Linked DNA regions of Homo sapiens: region 1 is linked to region 2. Evidence: read pairs that join two places in POLR2A ChIA-PET (ENCODE). Cell type or tissue: OCI-LY7. All regions are shown on one strand. Each heading gives the region's core, and the rest is flanking DNA. Links, peaks and the distances in the headings are about the cores only.

Region 1 (3,949 bases), core at 626-3,125, 61 kb before region 2:
GCAGCATGGTGAAACCCTGTCTCTATAAAAAATCGGCCAGGTGTGTGGTGGTGTGCGCCTGAAGTCCCAGCTACTCCAGAGGCTGAGGGAGAATGGCTTGAGCCCAGGAGGTGGAGGTTGCAGTGAGCCGAGATCACGCCACTGCACTCCAGCCTGGGTAATAGAGCTAAAACTTGTCTCAAAAAAAAAAAAAAGAAAGAAAGAAAGAAAAAAAAATGTTATGCAAGAGCTTTTTTTTTTTTTTTTTGAGACGGAGCTCGCTCTGTCGCCCAGGCTGGAGTGCAGTGGCGGGATCTCGGCTCACTGCAAGCTCCGCCTCCCGGGTTCACGCCATTCTCCTGCCTCAGCCTCCCAAGTAGCTGGGACTACAGGCGCCCGCCACTACGCCCGGCTAATTTTTTGTATTTTTAGTAGAGACGGGGTTTCACCGTTATAGCCGGGATGGTCTCGATCTCCTGACCTCGTGATCCGCCCGCCTCGGCCTCCCAAAGTGCTGGGATTACAGGCGTGAGCCATGCAAGAGCTTTTTAACCACTTCTGCTGTGATCTGATATTAGAATAGGGCTAATTTATGGAAAGACATGCCACCCTAACACCCAGAAATATTTTCTAAGGGATTATAATACATTGTTTTCAAATTACTATATCCAGTTATTATTTTAAAAAGCCAGAACATTATGTACTGAATAAAATATAATAGGCCACAGGAATCTCTAAGAATTGTCTAGACCATGGATATGGTTCTACACTTCCATTTCCTACCACTCAAACATCCCATTCTTCCCATCCTTACACTTACATGTGCACACACATCCAGAGCAAACCAGTCAGAAGAGCACAAAGTTAGAACCTTACAGCAGTGTTTGTAAGACAGTGCTAACGTCTGCCAATATACACATCCTAATTTCTGGCAGATGTATTACTTAAATAAGAATGAATAATTAGGTATAGAACATGAAGCAGAGCCCTATTTGTTTCCTTGAGATAATTATAAAAGATATGTATGAATATTTCACTTTCTAAAAATCATAAAATCGCTTCTATTTTTTCCTAAAGTCTTCCACAAATAGAAAACTACAGAACTACTTAGACATATACAGTTAGTAAAATTAAGAATGCATGCTTGTGTCAAGTAATTGAAAACTTGCGTGAAAATAAAATGTAATTAGAATCACCTCCTTTATTTTTTATTTTTTTCCACAACGAGACATTCTAGTCAAGTAAGTAGTCACTTCCATAAGCCACATGTAGAAGTTTCACTATTTTAAAGTCATGCGTTTTGTCATTAGTTGTTATCTCTATCTCTATGCAGGATATCAGTCCCTTTGTGGAGATTTTAAGATAGTACAGCATTATATTATTTTGTCAATCATACCTCAATAAAACTGGAGGAAAAAGAGACTGTTCACCATTAGAGAAACATGCTCAAGATATATTAAATAAATCAACAAGACTAAAAGAATATGAGATTTTGAAAAACCGAGACAAGCACTTAAAAGATTAACACACTACTAATAGGAGGTCTTCCAGAACCAAATATTCCACTCTCATGGAGTTTGTGAAAATTCTATATACTGGTTCCACTTTCAAGTTGCCATAAAAATGCTATCAAAGCTTCTTATAAGTCACAAAGCACTAAGTAACAGAGACATTGATGTCTAGTATCCCTGGTACAATGGTCTACTGGTAATAGTATTTAAGTGCCCTGGTTCTGCCTTGGGGGGGAGGAGGAGCTGAAGGCATGGTCTCTGTATTGTAAAATGTTCTTACATTTTTAATGTATTATGATATTTTGACATCATAAAAACCTTTCTGGCTGGGGAGAGACTGCCCCTCCCAGGTTTAGTCAATTCTTGGAGACAGCAAAGGGCCCAGTCAGGAGCATGTCTTTGATACACAAACTAACCAATCTAGAGCTATACTTCCTCAATCAGACTCTACAGGCAATATTCTGCCTTCATCCTAGGGCCAGGTACTGGGCAACTAGAGACGACCCCTAGGTGGTCCCAAAGCCCTCTAAAATTATTCAAATTAGCCAATCCTAAACTGTTTACTCTGTCCTGACTTTCCCACAGAAACCCCAACAAAAGTAGTGGCCTAGAGCCAGTGGGTAGCTTTCCCCTCTAATTCCAGCTACTCAGAGGCTGAGGCAGGAAGGATCCTTTGAGCCTAGGAGCTCGAGGCTGCAACCAGCTACGATCATGCCACTGCAAAAAGGTGATGGCCTAACTATTCCCCTTTAGAAACTCCAGCAAAGGTAGTGGCCTAAACCTTCCACTCACTCCTATATTCTGCCTCCTCACCACTCTGGTGTCTTCCCCATGTGACCCTGCATGGTGTGCTGTGCCTCCTGTCTCTAGGACCTGTGAGTATAATAAACTTTGTTTTCCTGAGCTTTTCTTATGTCACCTATTGTGGCCACACTGGACTAACCACCTCATAACAGAATACAAAACAGTATTCAAAGGTAGTAAGGTAAAAAGAATACTCTTAGACAACTACTCAGATAAATAGAGGAATTTAAGGTGCTAAGGTAGGTTAACCTCTTTTACTGTGGCAACTGAGGCTCCACTGGGAGGTGAGAAGTAGAAGAAAGTAGTTATTACATGGAAATCATTCTTGTAAAACATAAAGACCTAAATTGGACTACAAGGAAAGGAGAGAGAAACAGATACACACACACATACCCCAACTGGAAGTTAAGTATGAGCTAGAAATGTGGAGGTAGGTACATTGCGGGCCAAAACCAAATAGCACTTGGTTTTGTGTGCCTGGGAGAAAAGGAGCACCCTACATTAGGAGACATAATAGGAGCACCTACATTAGGAGACATGAAGACACAGAGAAACAGAAGGAGCAGTTGGAAAAGTAGAAAAAAAACCATTCAAGATTAGTGTGTTTACAGAAATCCTGAACAGATCAATAATGAGTAATTAAACGAAATCAGTAATGAAAAACTTAACCAAAAAATCCCTGGACCAGATAGATTCACAGCCAAATTTTACCAGCCGTACAAGGAAGAGCTCGTACCAATTCTACTGAAACTATCCCCCAAAAATCAAGTAGGAGGAACTCCTCCCTAACTTCTTCTATGAAAGCAGCATCATCTTGATACCTAAATCTGGCAATGATACAACAAAAAAAGGAAACTACAGGCCAACATCCAGATGAACATAGATGCGAAAATCCTCAAAAAATATTAGTAATCCAAATCCAGCAGCACATCAAAAAGTCAATTCCCCATGATCAAGTGGGCTTTATTTCTGGGATGTAAGGGTGGTTCAACATATACAAATCAGTACGTGATTAACTACACAAACAGAATTAAAACAAAAACCATATGATCATCACAATAGAACCAGAAAAAAGCATTCAATAAAATCTAACATCCCTTTATAATAAAAACTCCTAATAAACTAGGCATTGAAGGAACATACCTCAAAATAATAAGAGCCATCTATGATAAACTCATAGCCAATATCATATGGAACAGTCAAAAGTTGAAAGCATTTCCCCTAAGAACAAGGCAAGGATGTCCACTCTCACCACTGCTATTCAACATAGTACTGAAAGTCCTTGCCAGAGCAATCAGGCAAGAGAAACAAATAAACAGCATCTAAATAGGAAAAGCAGAAGTAAAATTATATAAAGATTCTGCTCAAAGACTCCTAGACCTGATAAACCACTTCAGCAGACTCAGGATACGAAATCAATGTACAAAAATCAGTAGCATTCCTATACATGAATAACGTTCAAGTTGAAAACCAAATCAAGAATACAATCCCATTTACGGTAGCCACAAAATTGAAAAAAATAAAAAATAAAATAAAATAAAATAAAACCAGCTAGGAATACATCTAATCAAGGAGGTGAAAGATATCTATGAGTACTATAAAACACTGTTAAAAGAAATCACAGACGACACAAACAAATAGAAAATAATTCCATG
Region 2 (3,949 bases), core at 941-3,440:
TACAAAGTGCTTCTATTAAACTATCATACAGGGATTAATGCTAATGATATATCATCACAGAATAAAGATGATATAAAAATATATTTATATACCCTATTTCCACTGATTTCACAACCTTTTCAAAAGAGACCAGAGTCTAATCTAAGAACTAGGGCCAATCCTAAACTATTTTCCATTGCTGGCTGGGTCGCAGGCATCCCAAGCATCACTCCATCATATCAATAAATATCAAACAAATTTCAGAGTTAAAAATAGAAAAATATATATTTGATAAGTCATTTTAATAGTCATTCCACAAAATTAAAGGTAATCATCATAACACCTGGATTTATCAGATGCTACTAAATTAATAGCTTTATTTAGCAGAAAATATTTACCAGGTATAGAAAGACTGCATTCTTTCTTTGAACTGATTCATTGAAAACTGAGAGTAGTTTGGTAATTAAAAAGGCAGGAAAGCTCTTCTTACTTTTCCAGTCTATGAACACAAAAAGAGAAAAAGGCAAAACTGAGTAAGCTGTATAAAATAACCTAACACTTAAAGAGAGAACAATTACACACAGTGGGGGACACCAGACTATCCATCAGGACACATTTAGATTAGCTGCCTTAGGCAGGCACCTCTTGTACCTATTTCCTCACCTACAAAACAGAAATAACTAGTACCTGCCCTTACTAAAGGACCATGGAGATAAATCAGAAAGTTCTTTGAATATGTGTCGTATGGTGCTATTCTTTCATGAAGCTGGATAAAACAGCCTACTCAGGTTTTTTTTAAAGGGTGCATTTCACTAACATAAAAAAAAAAACCTGATCTCCACATTTGACATTAACCTCCCCCTAATATACAATACAAGTATCTACTGGCTTTATATATATACATAGATAGACGATATAGATAGCAATAGATCCATACAGGTTGCTATGGATGTATTCTGAAAAAAGATATAAGATTATATTTTGTATTTAGAAAATGAGAAAGACCAATACTTGGTACACACAGGTGTGAAAATTTACTATCACTGGTTGACCATCCCCCTCTTTGTCATGAGGCCTCAGAATCCTCATCGATAGAATTCAAACAACATAAACCAATAAAGAAATGGTACATGCTATGACTCTTATTTAACATATACTTGTACTATTATAGCTATTTTTGATTTAGCATAATTAGTATAACTGGTATAAGTCAGTGTAACTGATTGAGTAGTATAGCTAATTAATGAAAACTATGTAAATTTTATAGATCCATACTCAGTGCTCATATAACTGGCCCACATAACTTTTTTCTGTACATTCAGTTTTGTTCCTATTTCATGAATCTGAACAGCTGAGATGCAATGGTACAAACAAAATCAAATGCAGTTCAAAGTGTCTTCTTAAAAAGGAGTTGTTGGCCAGGCGCGGTGGCTCACGCCTGTAATCCTAGTACCTTGGGAGGCCAAGGCAGGCGAATCACGAGGTCAGGAGAAGGAGACCCTCTTAGCCAACATGGTGAAACCCCGTCTCTAAAAGATACAAAAATTAGCCAGGCATGGTGATGCATGCCTGTAATCCCAGCTACTCGGGAGGCTAAGGCAGGATAATCGCTTGAACTAGGGAGTCAGAGCTTGCAGTGAGCAGAGATCACGCCACTGCACTCCAACCTGGTGACACAGTGAGATGCTGTCTCAAAAAAAAAAAAAGAAAAGAAAAAAAAAATTAGCCGGGTGTGGTGGCGTGTGCCTGTAATCCCACCTACTCAGGAGGCTGAGGCTGAGGCTGAGGCAGGAGAATCGCTTGAACCCAGGAGGTGGAGGTTGCAGTAAGCCGAGATGGTGCCACTGCCCTCCGGCCTGCCTGGGTGACAGAGCAAGACTCCGTCTCGGGGGCGGGGGATAAATAAAAGGAGTTGTTTTTGTTTTTGTGAGTGAAGGGGAGCATAGAGGCTCATACTACTTAAAATCAGAGATCAACATAAAATTCTACCATAGCTAACAGTGATGAAAACCTTATTAAGATATTTTATTACATAATACAACTGAAAAGAAATTAAATTCTTTCCTCTTAAAAAATTTTGATCTGTCCATACTTTAAGAGAATGAAAAAAACATTTAAATTACAAGAAGAAATACCTAAAACAAAAAGCACACAGAACAAAAAAACACCGTAAGGAATAGCGAAAAATTGAGAGAAATGAATACACAAAACAAATTTTTAACACATCCACCAAACCCTCCCAACCAGGAACTGTAAGGAGTAAGAAAAACCTACCCACCCTTCCAATATGATGGTTACAAACTAACAAGCTCTTTCTTGCTGTCCATTGGCACATCTTGAGACCTTTTATTCTTTTGAAATGTTCCCCCAACTTAAACTGGATGCAAATAAACCAGGTGTGGTCCTCACAACAGTAATCCTGCTAGTCCCTACTGAGTTTCCATAGCAACATGCACAGCTGGCAATGGCAAAGAGGCTGTACTGGCTTCAGATTGGTTTTAAAAGTTTCAATATTCATTTAGTGAAATAATAATTATGTTATCTCAGTTAAGAACAATTTTTAAAAAATTTTATCTTTGCTTGAAATGTTAAACAAAATAACGCAAGGTATTTTCTGCTAGTCCAAAAGTGGCTTTCAGCCCAACAGCAGTAACTAACGTGTCTGTGAAAAGTTACAAAATGCCCATCACCAAGTGATAACCATTCTTTGACTAAAGAAACATAAAATTTTAAGTGAGTATTCCCTGTGGGTCACCTAATGTAATAGGTAACATTCAGAGAGAGAGAGAGAGAGAACCAATATAAAGTCTAATCTAAACAGTAGTAAATACTATGCATCTTTTCCTTAAATAAATTTAATATGACAGTTCCTTGGTTTAATTAAAACTGTTAAGAGTTTTTACAGCTGGGCACGGTGGGTCACACCTATAATCTCAGCACTTTGGGAGGCCAAGGCAGGCGGATCACCTGAGGTTAGGAGTTCAAGACCAGCCTGGCCAACATGGTGAAACCTCACCTCTACTAAAATACAAAAATTAGCTGCGCGTGGTGGCATGCGCCTGTAATCCCAGCCACTCAGGAGGCTGAGGTAGGAGAACTGCCTGAACCAGGGGGTTGGAGGTTGCAGTGAGCCGAGATCACTCCACTGCACTCCAGCCTGGGCAACAGAGGTAGACTCCGTCTCCAAAAAAATAAAAAATAAAAATAAGAGGCTGGGTGCAGTGGCTCATGCCTGTAATCCCAGCACTTTGGGAGGCCGAGGTGGGCGGATCACGAGGTCAAGAGATCGAGACCATCCTGGCCAACGTGGTGAAAACTCGTCTCCACTAAAAATACAAAAATTAGGTGGGCATGGTGGCGTGCACCTGTAGTCCCAGCTACTCGGGAGGCTGAGGCAGGAGAATCGCTTGAACCTGGGAGGCGGAGGTTGCAGTAAGCTGAGATCGCGCCACTACACTCTGGCCTGGCGACAGAGCAAGACTCCGTCTCAAAAAAATAAATAAAAAATAAGAGTTTTCACAATGGTAATTCTTTTTGTAAATTTTTAATTTTTATTTTAGATTCAGAGGGTACATATGTAGGTTTGCTACCTGGATATATTGCATGATACTGAAGTTTTGGCTTCTATTGAACCCATAACCCAAACAGTGAATACGGTACCTGATCTCTAATTTTTTAACCCTTGCTCTCCTTCCTCCTGACCGTTTTGGAGTCCCCAGTGTCTGCTGTTCCCATCTTTATATCCATGTGGTACCTACCCCATGTTTAGCTCCCACTTACAAGTGAGAAAATGTGGTATTTTGGTTTCTGTTTCTGCAATAACTCGCTTAGGGTAATAGCCTCCAGCTGTATCCATGTTGCTGCAAAGGACATGGTTTTGTTCTTTTTATGGTTGTGTAGTATTCCGTGGTATCTGTGTACCACACTTTCTTTATTCATCATTAATGGGCACCTTGGTTAATACCATGGC

Evidence for each region. ChIA-PET counts read pairs that join two places held together with the same protein. Peaks named below come from ENCODE experiments on the same cell type or tissue, not always from the same donor. Only the 100,000 strongest peaks of a DNase experiment are listed, where the experiment ranks them.
Region 1: POLR2A ChIA-PET joins it to region 2 with 5 read pairs; 2 of 35 experiments call an interaction of 5 or more read pairs at or near these places.

What each region holds. Positions count from the first base shown.
Region 1 is chr1:167,360,827-167,364,775 of GRCh38, reverse strand. All of the region lies in intron 2 of POU2F1 (POU class 2 homeobox 1), which reads right to left. Among named protein-coding and RNA genes, the nearest start is that of POU2F1, 140 kb to the right of the region's middle. In OCI-LY7, for the core only: no CTCF peak of the experiment used is centred there; DNase peaks (open chromatin) are centred at 1,895 and 2,265; H3K4me3 peaks cover 2,135 bases; H3K27ac peaks cover 1,990 bases.
Region 2 is chr1:167,300,003-167,303,951 of GRCh38, reverse strand. The region is part of intron 1 of POU2F1 (POU class 2 homeobox 1); the gene reads right to left. Among named protein-coding and RNA genes, the nearest start is that of POU2F1, 81 kb to the right of the region's middle. RefSeq lists a silencer at 2,987-3,191. In OCI-LY7, for the core only: no CTCF peak of the experiment used is centred there; a DNase peak (open chromatin) is centred at 2,391.